Regions from separate parts of the Homo sapiens genome. Here region 2 is linked to region 1. A link is an interaction called in ENCODE POLR2A ChIA-PET data of the cell type or tissue named here. Cell type or tissue: PC-9. All regions are shown on one strand. Links, peaks and the distances in the headings refer to the core of each region. The heading gives the core; the rest is flanking DNA. Region 1 holds the start of GRK1 (G protein-coupled receptor kinase 1). Region 2 holds the start of TFDP1 (transcription factor Dp-1).

Region 1 (9,934 bases), core at 1-8,000:
CAAAGTATAAAAAGCAAATGCCATGACCAAGCGGGATGTATTCCAGGAATGCAAGGCTGGTTCAGTATTCAAAACCCAATCAGTGTGATCCACCACATTAACAGGCTGAAGAAAAACCACACAATCATATCAATCAGCAAAGAAAAAGCATTTGATGAAATTCAGCTTCCATGTGACAAAAGCTCTCAGCAAACCAAGAGTAGAAGGAAGCCTGTTCAACTTGATTAAAAGCATTGACAAAAAACCCACAGCTAACAGTATGCCCAATGGTGAAAGATGAAACGTTTTTTACCCCAAGACCGGGAACAAGCCCCTCATTTTTATCCAACATTGTACTGGAAGTTCTAGCTAGAGCAATGAACAAGAAGAGGAAATAAAAAGCATGAATATCAGAAAGGAAGAAATAAAACTGTCCTTATTTGCAGATAACATGAATGCTTATGTAGAAAATCTCAAAGAATCCATAACAAAACTCCTACAGCTGTTAAGTGAGTTTAGCAAGGTCTCAGGATATGAGATGAAGGTGCAAAAATCCACTGTACATCTATATACTAGCAATAGGCATATGGATACCAAAATTAAAAACACAATACCATTTATGATTGCTCAACACCAAGAGGAATATTTAGGTGTTAATAACAAAACATGTACAGGACTTGCATGCTGAAACCCATGTAATATTGATGAAAGAAATTAGAGTTTGAATAAATGGAGACACACACTATGTTTGTAGTGTGGAAGACTCAACATAACAAAGAGATCAATCTCCCCAAATTGATATAGGGTGCAACATAATTCCTATCAAAATCCAGACACAATGTTTTTGGTAGATATATACAAGATTATTCTAAAATTTATATAGAAAAGCAAAGGAACTAGAATAAGTAAATATTTTCTTGCATATTTTGAACATAGGGTTTTTTAAACATTTTTTGAAATTTTTTTTGAAAAACAAGAATAAAATGGGAGGACTCAGTCTACCCAATTTCAAAGCTTATTATGTAGCTGTGGTGATCAAGATTGTATGGTATGGTCAGAGGGAGACACATAGATCAATGGAACAGAAGAGAAAATCCAGAGGTGGACCCACACAATATGTGCAACTGATTTCTGACAAAGGCGCAAAAGGAATTCAATGAAGCAAAAATAACCTTTTCAACAAACAGTGCTGGAGCTATTGGATATCCATTGGCCAAAGGGGGAGGAAAAAGACCTTCAACCTCTTAAACCTTCTATAAAAAGTAACCCAAAGTGGATATGAACGTAAATGTAAATTGTAAAACTATAAAACTTTTAGGAAAAATATGGGAGAAAATCTTCAAGATCTGGGGCTGGACAACACCAAAAGCACAATCTATAATATTTATATTCAACAAAATTTAAAACTTCTGCTCTATGAAAGCCCATATAGAAAGGAGGCAAAGAGAAGCTATCACTGGGAGAGGATATTCGAAAACCGCATGTCTGACAAAGGACTGCTATCTGATATTGATAGAATCTCAAAACTCATGACAGGAAAGCAAACAATCCAGTTGTTACATGGTCAAAAGATGTGAAGAGACATTTCACCCAAGAGCACGCACAGATGGCAATGCACACATGGAAAGGTGTTCTTCCACCATTAGGGAAATGTAAATTACAACCGTAAGGGAATACTCCACACCTACCAGGAGGGCCAAAACAAGACTGTGGCAGCGCTAAACTCTGGGGAGGATCCTGAGGAAGAATCTGCTCACCATCGCTGGTGGGAATGTAAAATGGCACGGCCACTCCAGAAAACAGCTTGCCGGTTTCTTCAAAACTAAACGTGCAATTACGACACTTTTAGGCATTTACCCCAGAGAAATAGAAACTTCTATTCACACAAAGGCCTACACAGATGTTTATAGCAGCTTTATAGCTAAACACTGGAAACGATCCAGCCGTCCTTCAACCGGTGAACGGCGAAACGGACTGTGGCACTCTCCTCTGTGGAGCACACCACAGAGACGAGGAGGGAATGGCTGACACCTGGGAACAGTGCTGAGTGAGAAATGCAGGTCCTGAAAGGCTACATAGTGTCTGACTCCATTCATGTGACGTGCTTAGAGAAGTCGTGGTTGCCGGGCATTGAGCAGGGCGGGCTGGGGGAACTTCGGTGCATCTGTGAGCAGCACAGGAGGGTCCCGTGGATGGAGGCGGCCTCTGTCTCAGCCATATGGATGCCAATATCCTCGCTACTTGGCAAGATGTCATCATTACAGGAGACAGAGTTAAGGGTACACAGGATCTCTCTGGATTGTTTCTTAACATGGCATGTAAATCCACAATTATCACAGAATAAAGAGTTTAATTAAAAAGGGATTTTCAGGGCCAAATGAATTTGGGAAACGACATACTTTACTTCTCTTTGAGAGACACGTTCACTCTGAAATCACTGAATAAACCCTGTGATGGACACGTTTCACATATTTTTAACTTTGCTTGTTTAACATATTTAACTTTATTTAACCGAACGCTTCCCAACATGACTGCAGGTGGAACGGCCCCCAGTCCAACAGGAAGCCATCCTCCTCAGACCCTACGCCTCCACAGCATCAGCACCACCTGTGAGCTTGTTACAGGTGCAGTCTTGGCCCACCTGGCCACTGAAGCAGACTCTTTATTCCAGCAAGGTCTCCGGGCGATTCATGTGTGTAGCTGTTTGAGGCATGAACCAGGACAGGCAGCGAGACGTCAGCAGAGACGGCTACACTTCACAAAGCACCACAGTTGCCCCATTGGGTGAGCAGGCAGGAAGGAGTTAACGTGATCCGCCCAAGGTCACTGCTGTGAAGGGCAGGGCTGGGCCCGTGCAGGGCTCCTGGTGAACGATGGGATATCACTCACCTCAAATATTTACTCGTGATCCACCTGCCAAAGCCCTCAGGAGACCGTGGGGACGTCGGCTCGGTCTGCGGGCCCTCGCTTCGGCCTCTGTAGACCCTGCCAGGTGCAGCCCCCAGTGCCCTCCCACAGTTGCCTCTTCTCCCACGTGGAATGGGGTGGGCTGACAGTCTCCACCTCTCTATGCTCCGGCATTCTTCCTTTCTGCGACCCTTTGCTTCCTCCCTGTGTGAGCTGGAACCAATCCCCTGCTGAATTCCTCCTCATTCTTCTCCAAACCTTTATTGAGTACCTACTGTGTGCTGGAATAAGACAGGCAGGGCCATGCCCTCATGAAGCTGACAATCCTATTGGTGTGACCATCCCCAGGTGTGTCCCAGGTGTGTTGCAGGTGTGTCCGAGGTATGCCCCAGCTGTCCCAGGTGTGCCCCAGCTGTCTCAGATGTGCCCCAGCTGTCCCAGGTGTGTCACAGCTGCATTGCAGGTGTGCCCCAGTTGCATTCCATGTGTGCTCCAAGTGTGTACCAGCTGTCCCAGGTGTGTCTCAGGTGTGCCCCAGCTGTATCCCAGGTGTGCCTCAGCTGTCTTAGGTGTGTCTCAGGTGCATCCCAGGTGTGTCTCAGATGTGCCCCAGCTGTCCCAGGTGTGCCCCAGCTGTCCCAGGTGTGCCCCAGCTGTCTCCAGTGTGTCCCAGCTGTGCCCCAGGTGTGTGTCCTAGGTGTGCCTCAGCTGTCTCAGGTGTGCCCCAGGCATATCCCAGGTGTGCCCCAGCTGTCCCAGGTGTGTCCTACGTGTGCACCAGCTGTATCCCAGGTGTGCCCCAGGTGTGTCTCAGATGGGTCCCAAGTGTTCCCCAACTGCATTTCAGGTGTCTCAGGTGTGCCCAAGCTGTCCCAGGTGTGTCCAAGATGTGCCCCAGGTGTGTCTCAGGTGGGTCTCAAGTGCCCCAGCTGCATTTCAGGTGTCTCAGGTGTGCCCCCCAGTGCATCCCAGGTGTGTCCCAGGTGTGCCCCAGGTGCATCCCAGGTGTGTCCCAGGTGTGCCCCAGCTGTCTCAGGTGTCTCAGGTGTGCCCCAGGCATATCCCAGGTGTGCCTCAGCTCTCCCAGGTGTGTCCTACATGTGCACCAGCTGTATCTCAGGTGTGTCTCAGGTGTGCCCCAGATGTGCCCCCGGTGTGTCTCAGGTGGGTCCCAAGTGTTCCCCAGCTGCATTTCAAGTGTCTCAGGTGTGCCCCAGGTGTGCCCCCGCTGTCCCAGGTGTGTCCAAGATGTACCCCAGGTGTGTCCCAGCTGTCCCAAGTGTGTCTCAGGTGTGCCCCAGGTGTGTTCCAGGTGTTCCCCAGCTGTCCCAGCTGTCCCAGGTCTCAGGTGTGCCCCAGGTGTGTTCCAGGTGTTCACCAGCTGTCCCAGCTGTCCCAGGTCTCAGGTGTGCCCCAGGTATGTTGCAGGTGTTCCCCAGCTGTCCCAGCTGTCCCAGGTGTGTCCCAGGTGTTCCCCAGGTGTGTCCCAGCTGTCCCAGGTGTGTCCCAGATGTGCCCCAGGTGTACCCCAGGTGTTTCTCAGGTGGATTCCAGGTGTGTCCCAGGTGAGCCCCAGCTGTATTCCATATGCGTCCCTCTGAGTGGGGCCTTGGTTTGATGTAGCTCCGGGGATCTTCTGCTCCCTGGTCCTGGTGTCACCAGCAACTGCCTCTTGACAATCCTGCCTTGCCTGCAAACCCCAGGTGAGAAGAAGACAAATGACTGGGAACTGACCCCTCAGTAAGCGCTGGTGGTCTCACCTACAGACCCCCAGGAAGCTGGTCACTGTGGGCTTCTTTTCCTCTCTAAATTCCTATTATCAGGTGGTTTTCTTTCTCATTTGCTATTTTCTTAAAAATAAAAATAGGGAAAAACAGCCTTTGTAAATTACGGTTTCTTCCGGCTCCATCCTCTCCGTCAGGCCCACATCCCAAGGAAACAGCAGGCTTGAGCCTGGCTGCTGAAGCCAGGGGCTGGATGGAGCAGCTCAGAACAGAGCTTTGAGTGCCTCTCCAGCCAGGGGCCCCAGAAGCCTGGTGGTTGTTTGTCCTTCTCAGGGGAAAAGTGAGGCGGCCCCTTGGAGGAAGGGGCCGGGCAGAATGATCTAATCGGATTCCAAGCAGCTCAGGGGATTGTCTTTTTCTAGCACCTTCTTGCCACTCCTAAGCGTCCTCCGTGACCCCGGCTGGGATTTAGCCTGGTGCTGTGTCAGCCCCGGGCTCCCAGGGGCTTCCCAGTGGTCCCCAGGAACCCTCGACAGGGCCAGGGCGTCTCTCTCGTCCAGCAAGGGCAGGGACGGGCCACAGGCCAAGGGCAGCAGTCAGGCCTGCTCTGTCTGTGAACGCTCCCGGCTTGGCCTCGGCTGATGGGCCCTCACGCCTGAAGCGGGCAGGAAGCTCCGGGATGGATTTCGGGTCTTTGGAGACCGTGGTGGCCAACTCTGCCTTCATCGCCGCCCGAGGCAGCTTTGACGGCAGCAGCTCCCAACCCTCCCGGGACAAGAAGTACCTGGCCAAGCTCAAGCTGCCCCCGCTGTCCAAGTGTGAGTCCCTCCGCGACAGCCTCAGCCTGGAGTTTGAGAGTGTGTGCTTGGAGCAGCCCATCGGCAAGAAGCTCTTTCAGCAGTTCCTACAATCGGCAGAGAAGCACCTGCCGGCCCTGGAGCTCTGGAAAGACATCGAGGACTATGACACGGCAGACAATGACCTCCAGCCACAGAAGGCCCAGACCATCCTGGCCCAGTACCTGGACCCCCAGGCCAAACTCTTCTGCAGCTTCCTGGATGAGGGGATAGTGGCGAAGTTTAAGGAGGGGCCTGTGGAGATCCAGGACGGGCTCTTCCAGCCCCTGCTGCAGGCCACCCTGGCACACCTGGGCCAAGCCCCCTTCCAGGAGTACCTGGGCAGCCTGTACTTCCTGAGGTTCCTGCAGTGGAAGTGGCTGGAAGCCCAGCCCATGGGGGAGGACTGGTTCCTGGACTTCAGGGTCCTAGGGAAAGGGGGCTTCGGGGAGGTGTCGGCCTGCCAGATGAAGGCGACCGGCAAGCTGTATGCCTGCAAGAAGCTGAACAAGAAGCGGCTGAAGAAGAGGAAGGGCTACCAGGTGAGCAGCGCGACCCGGCCAGCAGGGATGGGGTGGCAGGGTGCAGGGATGGGGCGGCAGGGTGCAGAGGGCCCCCAGGTCACTGTCGGCTCCGGGGCCCTTAACAGCTGGTGCCTAAGGGAGCATGCATGCCAGCCTCGCCACGTGGGCGCCCCGCGGCCGTGCGGTTACGAGCAGTTCCAGTCCATGTGCAGAAGTCCCTCCTCGGAGAGTGACCTCCACATTTTTGGGTGGGGACGTGCCACGTTCACTCGTCGGTTTTTCACCAACCACAGACTAGCCTCAAGTGTGGGGGAAAGAGGACCTCTCAGGGGAGGCTGAAGAGGGGCAGGGTCTCCGGATTCTTTGCCATGACTGTGGAAGACTTTCCAGGGCCCTGGCTCCTCTGATCGCAGCGAATGCAGGAGGAACTGAGGCAGGACGGAGGCAGCCTCGCTCTGATGACAGTTTCTGTGAGGCAGAGCCTGGCGTGACGCCGGGGGCAGGAACTGTTCCCCTGAGTGTGCTGTCCTCGGGGGTGGGAGTGAGCGACGGGCACGCAGGCCGCTCTAAGTTTCATCCGCTCTGCCCACTGGCGTCAGACTGTGCATCTGGGGCAGGATCAGCAGAAGCTGCTTACAGGTCTTAAGGGTGAGGGGCAGCGGCTGTGCCGGGTGTGGACGTGATCTCCTGAGCCAGCCCCCTGCACTTTGACTCCACGTGGCTCCTGGCCCCTCTCCCACCACGCAGCTGTGTTGAGTGCACAGGAAGCTCTTAGGGTTAAGCAGCAGCCACTGTGCACCCTGGCTCTGCGGAACCTCAACCCTCAGTGAAGGTGAAATACCAGGTGCTCACAGCGCTGGGCGGAGGCCCTGGAACATCTGCGTGTTCTCGCCGTGGAACTCGGGGCGAGTAACTATGCTGTGTGGTTGTAGCAGTAATTTTTAAAAATTAGCTTTCTTGACATCTAATTCCCCCACCGTGCCATTCACATCTAACTGTAAATTTAACCCAACATTCAGCCTCTTTTCCTGACTTCCGTCACCAAACTGAACTCCATACTGACATCAACTGAACACCTCCCCATGTAAGTGCAGAAAGGGGCCTCCGACATCAGGAATTCCCTCTTCAAAGAGGGATGTGCTATCCTTATCCAGACACTTACAAACTCGTTCAATGGAGCATTGTGAGGTTTCAAAATAAAGACAAAATGAAGCAGAGTGGTGAGGGGGTTTGGGAGGTGCTGGTCTGGGAGCCCAGCCCACGGGGGCCTGGACAGGAGGGAGGGCTGTGGCTGCAGGATTGCTGGGCAGGCGGGGCTGGCAGGGTCCTCACCCATGTTGCTCAGCCTTGGGGCTTGAGCCTCCCCTTGCCAGAGGCTGGCCCAGAAGACCAGAAGTCCCCTGTATGTGAAGGAATTCACATGTCTGGTTTTCTGAAATGGGGGTGCAGGCATGTTTTGAAGTCATTTGCAATTGCTTTGTGAAAGGCGCATTTAAAGCATGTTTGCGACTGCTCCGTGGCTGTGTGCAGTGGGCGTGGCCGGGTGCACACGGTCTCTGCGATGCACCTAGTCCCTTTCCTATTCAAAGCCAGTGCGTACTCAGCGTCTCACTTTTCAGGGTGCTATGGTGGAGAAGAAGATTCTGATGAAAGTACACAGCAGGTTCATCGTGTCTCTGGCCTATGCGTTTGAAACCAAAGCCGACCTCTGTCTGGTGATGACCATCATGAACGGAGGTGACATCAGGTAAGGGCTGGGCCAGAGGGCACGAGGGGGCCCCGCTGTCCCACTGGGTCAGGGTTTCCAGGGCCCGGGCTCCTTTCCACAGGCAGAGCCATGGTGGCCCCAGGCCTGCCCTCGAGGGAAGCCTTGCACCCATCACAATCCCCTTCTCGCTGTTGGTTCCTGAAACAATGCACCCTGGACCCACATCGGAGCAGGAGCCTGGGAGGCGCCCAACCTGACAATCAGGGCTCGTCCTGTGTGTGGTCTTGGTGTGGGTGTGGGAGGCACGTGGTGCTGTGGGGGACGTGTGATGCAGTCGGCGGGGCCTCTGCAGGGCTGAGGGCCTTGCACCAGGAGGGTAAATGAAGACGAACTTCACCAGCGCCCACTCCTAGGGCTGACCCTAGAGCTGGAGACAAGATCAGTCCAGCTGGGGGCCGTGATCTTGCTGTCCCCAGGCAGAGAGGAGGTGGCGCTGCCTCCACAAAGTCCTGCCCCGGATCTGCCGCTGAGACAGGCCCCAGGCCCGTGCTGGGGATCAGATCACAGGCTCGCTTGGTAGCTGGGCCGCTTAGCCACTGCGTGCTTCTGTTTCCTGGTCTGTAAAATGGGGAGAGATAATATCTGAGTCCAGAGACTGTCCGGAGATTAAGACAATACGTGTGAAATACCTGCAGTGTCTGATGCCCGTAAGGTTAGCAGTGGGCAGGGGCCATGGCTGTGGCTGGCAGCACCATGCCCCATTCTCACCTGCTTTTAATTTCCAAGGAAATTCCTCCAGGTGAGGCTGGTGGCCCCATTTTTCAGATGAGAAATGTGAGTCCAGACTAAGTCACCACGCGGAGGGGGCACTGGGAAGCGCAGACACAGGGGTGTCCAGGCGGAGGGGAGGGGGCGCTGGGAAACGCAGACACAGGGGTGCCCAGGCGGAGGGGAGGGGGCGCTGGGAAACGCAGACACGGGGTGCCCAGGCGGAGGGGAGGGGGCGCTGGGAAACGCAGACACGGGGGTGCCCAGGCGGAGGGGAGGGGACATTGGGAAGTGCACACACAGGGTTGTCCAGGAGGAGGGGAGGGGTGCTAGGAAGCGCGGTCACAGGGGTGCCCAGGGAGGGCCTGGTGGCTCTGGCCGCCTTGTGGTCCGCCTGGCTCCAGGGCCTCCTCTCCTGTTTCCTGTGACGATACTCCTGGTGCCACCTCGTTTAAATTATTTCTTGTTTAAATCATTTCTTTTATTTGTTAGGTTTTGCTTCTCTGCAAAACCTGTCCGTGGAAAACATAAGAGATGATGTTCTATGGGGGAGGAAAGAGGCTGAGAAGAAACACCTTACTGCAAATCTTTCATGAGTCTGATGAACTTGGGGCCTGCGGAGCTGCATCCCACCTCGGCCTCGGCCTGGCCCCTTCCTGAGACGGTCTGGGCTGTTTCCTAGCACCTGCGGCCCGCGCTGGAAAGCAGGCGGACAGGAGACGCACGTGGACAGCACTTTCTCCCTGTTAGCAGTTGGGGTTCAGGGTCCCTGAGCTGCTAACGCCGCCAGCCACCATGGCCTTCGGGTGTCCTCTGCAGGGACGTAGGGGGGCCAGGCCTCAAAACGACCAGAACGCTGGCCGAGAGACATGGTTCTGAGGCCCCAGCTCTGTCTTTCCATGATTTTACTCCCCATTAAACCCGGGGTGCATGGTTCCCACGTGTCTTCCCCCAGGTACCACATCTACAACGTGAATGAGGAGAACCCTGGCTTCCCGGAGCCGCGCGCCCTCTTCTACACGGCGCAGATCATCTGCGGCCTGGAGCACCTGCACCAGAGGCGGATCGTCTACCGCGACCTCAAGCCCGAGAACGTGCTGCTGGACAATGACGGTAGGAGGTGCCCTCGGCTGGGAGGGATGAGGGCTACGAGGAGGGCGGGGCGCAGCTTCCTTGGGGGTCTCTGCACAACCTCACGAGGGCTGACGGCTGTGTGGACGGTGGGGGTTCATGAGGGCTGACGGCTTCGTGGACGGTGGAGGTGTCATCGGGCACCAGGAGTCACAGGAGTGAGTGCAGGGGTCTGTGGTGCAGAACCAGCTGGGAACGGCGAGTCTGTTACGCCCAGTCCCCACCTTCCTTCTGCCTGAATGAGGCGTCACACAGGGATTCTTCTCAGAAATAAACACGAGGGTTTAGGCTCCCGACAGCGGCAGGTCAGGCAAGTGCGAGACACGTGCCAGGGCCCTGAGAGAGTGCGTGGGGGGC
Region 2 (11,373 bases), core at 1,513-9,512, 81 kb before region 1:
TCCTCCCATACTGGAAGGGGCACAATGGTTCTTCTTGAGCCTCTTTTATCAGGCTTGCGCATTGCCGGCTGTTGCCCTCCAGGCAGCTCCTCGTGTTTAGAAAATGCACCTAAACACGGTGGGAGGCAGGTGCCCCCTGCCCCCTCCCACCGTTGAAGATGCACTATTACTTTGCTGCCATCCAGAGTGGGAAAGCTAGGGGCTGGAGGACGCACAGCCCTTGGAAAGCTCCCAGGCAGGACGTGAGTCTGGAGCACAGGGCTCTGATGAGATCTGGCGCAGAGTCATTCTAGCATCTGTTCAGTGTCCTGGTTCTGTCTGGACTGGCTGCTTGGTTCTTGCTTGCATTGCTTTTTTTTTTTTTTTTTAATCCTTTTGAGAAGGAGTCTTGCTCTGTCACCCAGGCTGGAGTGCAGTGGCGCGATCTCGGCTCACTGCAACCTCCACCTCCCAGGTTCAAACAATTCTCTTGCCTTAACCTCCCGAATAGCTGGGATTACAGGTGCCTACCACCAGGCCCAGCTAATTTTTTTTGTATTTTTAGTAGAGACAGGGTTTTACCATGTTGGCCAGCTGGTCTCGAAAAGAGACCTTGTCTCTCAAAGTGCTGAGATTACAGGCGTGAGCCACTGCACCCGGCCTGCTGCGTCGTTTCTGAGCTAGCACCTTGATTAGCACTGATCCTGCAGTGGCCTGCTTTCAGCTCATGCTGGCCTTGGTTTGTTTGCATCAGGACCCTTGGTTCTTCATCTTCTGACTGATGTCCTATCTCAGATGTCTTTCTCCAACCGATCCTCCTCACCTCTCTGAAACATGAGTCTCTTCATCAATCGGAAGAAACTGCCAATTGTCTCCCAATATCTGTTCTCCACGTTATTCTTTTGTAGATCTTTAAATGCTTAGGCAGTCATATGGCCCAGGGTAATGACTCTATTTCCAGCATCTTCTAGGTCAATGTGGCCATGAGCTAAGTTCTGGATAATGGGACAAACTGCTAAGAGCATTTTCCAAAACTGATCTGTTTCTGTTTGTGCACACACACACACACACACTCAGACACACCTGTGTACTCAGCTGGTCATAGTCTCTCTCAATTGTCACCTTCTCCATGAAGTGTTGCCAACTGTGTGCACGGAGAAATCATTGTTCTGTGCTTCCATACCCCCCTTCCCAATCGTGAATATGAGCTTGTCCCACCAGGTCACATCCATTATAATTGCAGGTGCATCTGTCTCTCCAGTTTGACTCTGGGCAGTCTCTTATTAATCTGCGTAATATCAGCACCCAGAGTTGTGTCTGGCACTTAGTAGGAGCTCAGAAATGCTTGCGGAGGGAGGAATGCAGGGAAGGCAAGGGTTTCGAAACTGTGGTTTCGTCTTCTTATTAACAAACTATATTTTTATCCACGTATTTCTCAGTTAAAGGAACGTGCCCATCACAGAGGCTAAGATCACTTATCCACAGTGATGTGGTGCCCCATCATCTCAGCATTGGTGTCAGTGGATGCTAAGATCCTTCTGTGAATCCGTAAGAGGAGTGGGCAGGCAGCACAAAAATGCCCAAAGGCACTCAATTGCATGTGAGGCCACATTTCTCAAACAAAATTACTCTGTAGGCTCCTGGTGCTGGCTTCACCTTGGGCTGAGGACAAATGGGTGCTATGGGGAAAGGAGATGACGCCAGGAGAACACAGATCTTTCAACCTGAAATCATGGGACTCCACAGGACATCACCTGACATCATCTTAGCCAGAGCGAAGCAAGCCGCAGGGCAGGCACACTTCAGGAGAATCTCGGAGTCAATGGCCAAGGTACCAAGGGGTCTCTCATCACAAAAGCCAGAAAAGAATCCAGATCAAAGCAAGGGAACATGTCTAAGGAGTAGGCAAAATTGGTTGATTCGGGTAAATTCAACTTTTATAAATCTGGTGATATGATCCTCTAGAATTTGTCAGATCCAAGGGGTGATTTTGAAAGAACTGTGGTTTCAGACTATAAATGAATGCGACAGTCTTTAAGACAGAAATAATATTATAGCATGCTAATGTGGCAGGATCACAACTGACTTTCCTTCCAAGAGGGAGAACTTGGGATTTGACCGGGAATTTTAAAAAGGAGCAATAACGCAGTAGGAGAGAGACAAAAAATGTCTTTGTGTCTGGGGGTGGTGGGGGGACTTAGGAGTGTTGATCTGTGAGAGCAAAGGAGAGCCACACGGGACAGACCTGGAGGTTGGGAAAGCGCACAGATTTTCCTGTGTTTTATGATACACTCAAATACACAGAGCAAAGTTTTCTAGAGATGCCTTTATTGACATTTTACTAAAGATCAAGAAAATGCCATTTACGCATATCCAGGAATATTATTTTTTAACTTTCCCCATAAATTCCATGAGTCCCTGCCTCCTGCTTGTCCTCCCACTGAAGGCCTCTTGCCATAGTGATGGAAGAAGGCAGAAAATAGGAGATGGTTGGAGAAAAGACCAATGTCATCGAGGAGGGAAACAAAAGACAATCTGGATATGTAATCAGCAGATTTAGAATTAAAACAGGGTTAGAAAATTCTCTCTCTCTGAAAGAGAGGACAGTTTAATGGGGGTGTGGAATTGGTGGGGAGAGTTTGCACCATGCCTGGAGACTCTGGAGCAGACACACACACAGCTTTTGCGAGATGAAGACTTTTCCTGGGAAGGACACGTTCACTTCTAGTAAAACACAGCACAGGCCATTTCCATGTAATATTTGGGACGGTAGCTGAATCTGGTGCCCACATGCACAAAACAAGACAGTATCTGGCCCCAACCATAGGGCTGAACCCAGCCTCTGGCATGTGGTGCAAGTCAACACCTGAACGAGTGCATCATTCAAAGAACCCTATCTCCTAAACAGCCCAGGCTCCAGAGATACAGGGAGGCCAAAGGCTTAGATAAATTCCGAGGGTTATGGGCTTATTTAGGAAGTTTGCATTTCAGCAACCCAATCGAGAGACTGCAAGGCAAGGCAGTGGCTAAAAATATTTGGATCATCAACCAAAATTTTAGAGGGAATTCTGTTAACTTTTGTTAAGAGAAACGAGGGCTTTCTGTGGAACATGTGGCTATGGAGAGGAAAAAGGGAGTAACTTTTTGCCCTTTTCCTAAGCCACACAGAGCACCGTGAGCATTCATTGCCGCAGTGCCTCGTGCGCGTTCGGAGTATCTCAGTACAGTGATTTTTGTGCAGAAACTTCTTTGAATAATATTAGTTATCAGCCATATAAACATTGTTGAATTATCAGAATCCTGAATTTGTGGGGAAGACGTTTAAGACCCCAATTTTGGACCCTACGTGTGTATCCTCCTAACTGGAGCCCCCAGGTCTCAGGGAGAAGTCCCCAGAGGCTGGGAGGGTGTCACTGTTGCCATCAGGGCTCAAATACTGACATTTAGGAACACATAAAGAATCCCTGTGAAACAGAAGGAACGGACCTAGGAAGATAGGGCCATTTGAGGAACATCAGTGTTCTCTAAGTATCTATTTGTGTGAACCAGCTCGCAGAAAGTGAGCGTTTCTGGTAGTCTTCAAAGAAGAAACGGGTGCTAACTTGTAAGCAGTTTAAGCCAAGTGACCAGAGCTTTAGGGGGTGCGGCGTTGCCTGAGGGGCAGGAGTGGCCAAAATCAGCATAAAACGTGCAAAGTGGGCTGTCATGTAATAATACACCGCACAGGCAGAGAGGCCTTTGGTCAGCTCCTCAAGTCCTCTGTAGATGTTCCTTACCCTCGGCGCGCACCAGCCTCTGCCGCCTGCTGTGGCCCTGAACTTCGGACTCTTCTCTGGCCTAGCCCGCCCTTGGCTGGGGTGCTCGGGCCTGGCCCTAGCGGCGGGGCCCTCCAGGGTGGATTAAGTCTCCAAGACTCCGGGACCACCAGGCTCACCATGCAATGAAACTGTTTCTGGAGTTTTCCTGTCCCTGCTTTCCCTCCCGAGTCCCGGGCCAGGCTGCGTCCGGTGGGCACCGAGGACGCCCAGAATTGTTGGGAATCTGGGCGGAGGCCCGTCGTGGGCTTGGAGGCCACCGGGTCCAGCAGAGGCAGAGGCCTCTGTGCCACGCACGCACACACACCTGCTCTCCTCCGTGTGTCCACATACACACGTCTATGCACACACCTGCTCTCCATACATGCACAGCCCCACACACAGTCGGCCCTTTATGTGCACACACACTCGTGCACACAAGCGGCCCCCTCTCCTCCGTGCATACAGGCGCACACACAGCTGGCTCTCCTCTTTGAGCACACACACTCAAGCACACACCCGGCCCCGCTCTTCCAAGTGCACACACACTCCTGCACACACTAGTCCCTGCTCCCCCCCCCACACTCGCGCACACAGCCGGCACTCTCTGCTCCCTGCACACAAACACACATCCTGACATACCCGGCCCCCTACCTGCTGCCCCATGTGCACACACACTAGTGCACACACCAGTCCCCGCTCCCTCACATGCACACACACTAGTGCACACACCAGTCCCCGCTCCCTCACATGCACACACACTAGTGCACACACCAGTCCCCGCTCCCTCACATGCACACACACGAGTGCACACACCAGTCCCCGCTCCCTCACATGCACACACTAGTGCACACACCAGTCCCCGCTCCCTCACATGCACACACTAGTGCACACACCAGTCCCCGCTCCCTCACATGCACACACTAGTGCACACACCAGTCCCCGCTCCCTCACATGCACACACACGAGTGCACACACCAGTCCCCGCTCCCTCACATGCACACACACGAGTGCACACACCAGTCCCCGCTCCCTCACATGCACACACACGAGTGCACACACCAGTCCCCGCTCCCTCACATGCACACACACGAGTGCACACACCAGTCCCCGCTCCCTCACATGCACACACACGAGTGCACACACCAGTCCCCGCTCCCTCACATGCACACACACTAGTGCACACACCAGTCCCCGCTCCCTCACGTGCACATGCACTAGTGCACACACTAGTCCCTGCTCCCCCACGTGCACACACACTCTTGCACACAGCCGGCCCCGCTCCCCCACGTGCACACACCAGCTCCCGCTCCCCCACATGCACACACACTCGTGCACATAGCCGGCCCCGCTCCCCCATGTGCACACACACTCTTGCACACAGCCGGCCACCTCTCTCTCCGGACACACACAGTCAGAGGCGCGCACAAACACAGTCCCTTGGCCGCCGAGCGCACGCCGCGCGCGCGCACTGCCCGTCCCGGCGCAGGCCCCAGCTACATCTCCGCACGCGCACGCGCACACACGGACACGCGCGCACAGCCCCTCCCCGCTCTCCCAGGGCGCGCAGCACTGGCGGGAGGAGCGGGAGACCGAGGAGCAGCAGAAGAGGAGGAGGAGGGCGCCGAAGGCGCGAAAAGGCGCGCAGGCGCGCTGCGCGGAGCGGGCCCGCCGCCGCCCACGTCACCGCGCCGCGCGCACGTCACGCCGGCCCGACGCTCGGCCAGGGTGAGCCCCGCGTCCCGGCGCCACTCGGCCCAGGGCAGGGACCCCGCCACGGCCGGGACCGCCCGGCCCGGCCCCAGCCCGCGCCTCTCCGCGCCGCCCCGCGCTCCGCACCGCGCCCTCTCCGCGTCCCCGCCCGCGCGGCCGGACCGGGCAGCCAGGTGCGGGTGGGCAGGGGATGCCGCGGGAGCCGCGGGCGGGAGCCGGGGGTGCGGGCGGGACCCCCGGCCACCCCATCCCTTGCCCCGGCCGCGTGTAGGCGCCGCGCGGCCCCGACCCGCGCCCTCCCGCGCCCTGCGCGCTCCTGTGCCTCGGGGACCCCGCGCGCTCGGCGCTGGTAGGGGCTCCCCAGGTGACCGCGGGGCGGGGGTCCCGGGCCCGGCCCTCCCGGCCGACAGCAGCGTCCGCGCCCCACGCTGGAGGTGGGGCCGGGGCCGGGGCCGGGGCTGGGGCCAGGGTCGGCCGGAGCGCGCAGGGCGGGGGAGGGGAGGCCGCCCCACGGCGGCCCGCGGGGACCCGGTTCCGGCGCGCGCGGGAGGCGCCTCGTGCGGAGGCGGCCCGAGGCCTAGTGACAGGCGCGCGGCGCGGACCCCGGAAGCCCACCTGTCAGAGTTACCGGTCAGCCGGGCGGGCGCCGCCGGGGTCTGGGGTGGACGCCGCGAGCCTGCACGTTGCGCCGGGACCCCGGGGCTGTGCCCAGGTGGGTGGTGGGGCACCCCCCTGCAGCGGCGGGAGGGAGGCGCTGCGCCCTGGCTCCTGGGGCTCGGCCCCACCCTCGGCCGCTGGGCGGGCCGTCGGGGACCTGGGGGTAGTGGTGGTGACCCTGCGGGCCCGCGGGCCACTTTTCCGCAGGGGGCATTTCCGTCTGGCGAGGCGACTGAAAATCCTGAGTGTGGGAGTCGGTTTGGCCAGCTCCGCTCTCAGGATGGAGGGTGCCTTTGGGAAGGAAGGTCCGCGTTTCCTTTGAGATGTGTTATTTTTTAAACTTCGTTTTTCATTCTTACTTATTTCTTGTTTTTCCTTACTTTTTTTTTTTTTTTTACCAGAAAAATCATTTTTCTTCTCTGGGAAGGTGAACATTTGTAGCATTGATTTCCCGGATCTGGTAACATGGCAAAAGATGTAAGTATGTTTGCTTCATGCTGCACACGAATGTTTGCCTCGCACTAAATTCTTTGTAGTTCTCTGCCTTTATTTCAGAATGACAACACATAAGCTACAGTAGTGTTTATTTTCAGACTTTTAAAGCGTCTGAAGCGGGATGAAGGTGAAAGATGGAAGGATCTGATCTCTGAAGCTGCGGTCACCACCCACAAGTTGTGGCCTTGGATACCACACTGCAGTTGGGTGGTGATGGGGTGGTGCCTTCTGACTTTTTCCTTATCTTTACCGACTGTGTTAATTGATAATTTTAAATAAACGCCTTAATTAAATTGAGGTGGAGGGTGTTGCAGCACCGCAGCGAATCCTGCATTTCTTGGGGGGCTTCCACATGAGACGCTGGACGGGGGCCAGGCTCAGGGCTCAGGCTGTAGCCACCTGCTGGCACCTGTCTTCCTACAGAGGAAGTTAATTCCACTTGGGTGGACCAAGAGCTAAGGACTTGTTTTGGCCACTTTTTTTCTCAGAAGGATGAGATTTCCTGATTTATGAAATCTGGTAAAAAATGCTACTTAGCCTGCTTTGCAGTTGTCATGAAACTATAGAATATTTTGAAAATTTTTTAAAGCCAGAAATTTAGTCTATTTTATTGGTGTGCGGTTCTTTACCGTGCTTGGTTATGTCAGTCACTGAAACACCAGCTGGATTCTTTAGTGTTTCCCACCGTGCATCGTTTTGTAACTGAGTGAAAGGTGCTGTTGATGTGTTTACCTACTTACCGCACAGAGTTGGAAAGAGTCCGCACATGCTGCCTCTGCCTGAGATACATCTGTAGCGAAAATGCGTCCAGAGTGTGGAGCCCTCTCCGTTGGCGCAGAGGTTTCAGTGGTCCCTGCGAGGCCTTTTGGGGTGTCTGCCCTCCCTGACCTGCGACCAGGCATGTCACACGGCATCCCTGCCTTCAAGCACTGGGGTCCCCTTTAGAGAGGGTGTGTGAGCACCCAGGTGGACCCAGTGTGAGTTTTTGAAGTCATATCTGGCTGTGCTGCGAGACTACTTTTATCCTCTCCACTGTGCTTGTCCGTACCATGCCCTGACCTCGTGCGGGCATGCACTCAGAATGCCAGATGTGGGCATGTGCTCAGCGCGCAAGCCATGTTCATTACATCTCCTCATGGTGAGGAGCTGGACCCAGGGCCTCGGTTAGAGCACGCTTCTGGTGTTGTGTGGTTTCCTGTGTGGTTTCCTCAGATGGTTCTCAAACACGCTTTGATACATAATGGATGGTGTTTTCGGGGCCCTCTTTCATTCCCCCGTGATTTCACTGGCACTGTCTGTGAGCAGCATGTAGTGTGAGGCTGGGGGTGGGGGGCGTGTGGAAAGGTGGTCCGGCTCTGCAGGACCCTGAATGCTCCATCCAGTGTGGGCACCTGAGACGCAGCATTTGTCAGGAACTGCATAGGCACAGGGGCTGGGGGCTCACCTTGCACTCAGGGGTTGTGATCTGAGTTGGGGGTTGGCGCTGGGAGGAGAGTAGGATTCTGCAGCTGGTGAGGCCTTCCCTGCTCAAAGCCTGGGAGTGGTCAGGAGTGCTGGGTCTGGATGGAAAGTGAGGTTGTGAACAAGTCAAGGAATTTGATGTTTTCGCTAGCTCTTTTTTTTTTTTTTTTTTTTGAGACAGAGTCTCACTCTGTCTCCCAAGCTGGAGTGCAGTGACGCGATCTTGGCTCACTGCAACCTCTGTCTCCTGGGTTTAAGCAATCCTCTCGCCTCAGCCTCCCGAGAAGCTAGGATTACAGGCATGTGCCACCATGCCTGGCAAATTTTTTTGTATTTTTAGTAGAGATGGGGTTTCACCATGTTGCCCAGGCTGGGCTCGAGCTCCTGACCTCAACAATCCACCCGCCTTACAGGCGTGAGCCACCGCGCCCGGCCTAGCTAACTCTTTTAAGTAGAGGTGTGACATTTGAGTTTTGAAAAGATGATGTTGGCAGCTTTTGCAGAAGGGAACATCGATAACCAGTTAGGTGTTTTGTTTTTGTTTTTTGAGACGGAGTTTTGCTTGTTGCCCAGGCTAGAGTGCAATGGCGCGACCTCAGCTCACTGTGACCTTGGCCTCCTGGGTTCAAGCAGTTCTTCTCCTCAGCCTCCCAAATAGCTGGGATTACAGGCGCGCCACCACACCCAGCTAATTTTTTGTTAGTAGACACGGGGTTTCACCATGTTGGCCAGGCTTGTCTTGAACTCCTGACCTCAGGGGATCCACCCACCTCGGCCTCCCAAAGTGCTGGGATTACAGGCGTGAGCCGCTGTGCCCAGCCCACCAGTTAGGTTTTTAAAAGCACTGGTACTGCAGTAAAACCACAGGTGTATGTCAAAAGCCTTTATGCTGGGGGAAAGCTGTGCCACTTGGGTTGAAGGAGGCAGGCCTCCAGCTTCTAAGTGCCCTGGGGCCTCTGTAGAGGGCCATGAGGGGCCACAGGATGCAGGGAGCTGGAGCTAGGCCCTGGTAGTCACCATGGAGGAGGAGAAACAAGGACATCCAAGACCTGAGGCTGGAAGGTTCTGGAGAGAACACAAGAGAAAAACAACTCCGGAGCTTCCAACCTCAAGTAGGGCACAGGGAGACAAGCGGGTGGGAAAAGGCCACAAATGGCTCCATGTGAGTGAGGGGCAGAAAGAAGAGGATGAGGTCAGTCCTCTGGGGGTGTCATCTTTGAACAGCAGTTGACAGGCAGTGGGTGTGAAGGTCTATATGGCAAGGAGCTACACACGAGGGAGGAGAGAGGTACTCTGAAAAGTTTGCAGAGTGGGTAGGAAATGACTGTGGAGCAGTGAGGAGAGTGATCAGTGATGGTGTAGTAGTTAGAGAGTGAGTGGTGGTGGACTTGATGGAGAGTGAGTGGTGGTGCTGGAGTGGTGGAGAGTGAGTGGTGATGGTAGATTGGACGGAGAGTGAGTGTGGTAGACTCGGGGACAGTGAGTGGTGATGGTAGATTGGATGGAGAGTGAGTGGTGGTAGGACTGGGGGAGAGAGAGTGGTGATGGTGGTGTAGGTGGAGAGTGAGTGGTGATGGTGGAGTTGGTAGAGTGAGTGTGGTGATGGTGTTGTGGGTGGAGAGTGAGTGATGGTAGTGTTGTGGGTGGACAGTGAGTGGTGATGGTGGTAGACTGGAGGAGAGTGAGTGTGGTGATGGTGTTGTGGGTGGAGAGTGAGTGGCGGTGCTGGAGTGGGTGATGTAGGGTCACAGAAGGAGGAAACAGCCTAGAAGGTGGCTGCCTTTGATGGTCCTTGAGTGGGCCCAGCTGGAGAAATGGTGAGAAGGATTAGGTTTCTGTTGTCTTGCTCAGGGACTTTTTATTTTATTGCACTTATTTGAATTAAAATGGTAAATTCAAATGGAATATTTGTGTTTATACTCTGTTAAGTGGGAGAATGTGGAGAACAGGAGTCAGCTGCCATACGGCCACCTGGCTGGCTCCGGGAACCTGAGGCCTGGTCTTGCCCAGCAGGAGCGCTGGCATAGCATGGATCACTTACAGAAATTTATGATCAAGATTATGGGCTGCTCCTGGCAATATGGGGAGGATTTCCTTGCTGTGGGGACTGTCTGTTTCCATGCCTGGCCCACCCGGTCTGTGATAGCCTCAGGTGCAGTCCTGTCTTAAGTTTGGAGACACCCTGGGAGGTCCGTACAGACTCTTTGAGTTTCTGAACTGTCCTCGAAACATCTCAGGCCCTCCGCCTCAGGGCCTAGGGAGGCTGTCCTCTGGTTCCTGAACAGGGTGGCTCTGACCCGCAGATCTGTGGGCTCCCGTTGCAGGTACCGGTGGTGCTCGGAACCGTCCTCAGATTCAGTCTTGGAAGGTGCTTTGGCACCTCCTTAGAGTCGGACAGACCCTTGTCACGAGTCAGTCCAGCTGCAGGGGCTCAAGTTGTTCTAGAGCTGGGCTGGCAGGGCCCTTGGGTGAGGGAGTGTGGCTTGGCACTGGCATCTCAGCCTGCGGCCAAGTTTCCTGCCTGCCCAGGCAGCATGACCCTTGGTGGGATCAGGCAGAGCTCTGCCTCTCCCCTCCCTACCTCGGAACATCCTGTCGTCACACACGATTGTCCAGTGTCATGAAAGTTTGTAAGTGGGAAGGCAGGCAGATGATGAATTCATCAAACATTACAGGGATGCTTTTGCTGTAAGACTTCGGGATGTAGCCCGTGTGGGGCTGTTTCTGGGGTCCCGTTCGCCTCTCCAAGCTCCTCCTGCCATTGGTAAAGATGCAGGGCATCTGAACTCGCTCTTGGGCTGTGCGGGCACTTGGACCTGGTCAGCTCCCTGTGCAGAGAACGTGGCTGTGGACGTCACTGCCCGGTATTCACGTGCCTTGGTTGTGAAAGCCGTTCTGTGGTGCCTGTTTGTGTCCTGTGAGTTTATGGGGAAATCCTGAAATTGAGAGCTGGGGACCAAGAGAACTGTGTGCGTCCCACCATGGAGGCGTTTGAGTGATGCTGTCACGAGGCTCTGCTAATGCCAAGAGGGGACCAATGAGCTCCTCTAAGGGTCTACCACCAGGTGTCCTTTTACAGACCTGGATGGTGAAGTTCAGGCCTGAAGAGGTGAACCTGATGCAGCAACAAACTGCTGTTTCCTTCAGTGCTTGAAGGAGTGAGTTCTGGGAACAGGATTCAGCGACTCAGGCCTTCTTTTGTCCTCATAAAGAAACAACTTTACATTTGAGGTTAAGAAGGTTGTCAGTTTAGCCCCCTCAGGTTTAAGTGTTG

What was found. ChIA-PET counts read pairs that join two places held together with the same protein. Peaks named below come from ENCODE experiments on the same cell type or tissue, not always from the same donor. Only the 100,000 strongest peaks of a DNase experiment are listed, where the experiment ranks them.
Region 2: POLR2A ChIA-PET joins it to region 1 with 13 read pairs; 2 of 35 experiments call an interaction of 5 or more read pairs at or near these places.

The regions. Positions count from the first base shown.
Region 1 is chr13:113,662,098-113,672,031 of GRCh38, forward strand. It overlaps GRK1 (G protein-coupled receptor kinase 1), which reads left to right and starts at 5,122. Exons shown (of 7, transcript NM_002929.3): 1 at 5,122-5,988; 2 at 7,590-7,717; 3 at 9,402-9,559. The coding sequence starts at 5,290. In PC-9, for the core only: no CTCF peak of the experiment used is centred there; no DNase peak of the experiment used is centred there; H3K27me3 peaks cover 6,987 bases.
Region 2 is chr13:113,579,230-113,590,602 of GRCh38, forward strand. It overlaps TFDP1 (transcription factor Dp-1), which reads left to right and starts at 5,524. Exons shown (of 12, transcript NM_007111.5): 1 at 5,524-5,659; 2 at 6,545-6,620. The coding sequence starts at 6,609. RefSeq lists enhancers at 3,373-4,346, 4,347-5,318, 7,296-7,896 and silencers at 5,287-5,616, 5,987-6,356. In PC-9, for the core only: no CTCF peak of the experiment used is centred there; a DNase peak (open chromatin) is centred at 5,312; H3K4me3 peaks cover 1,821 bases.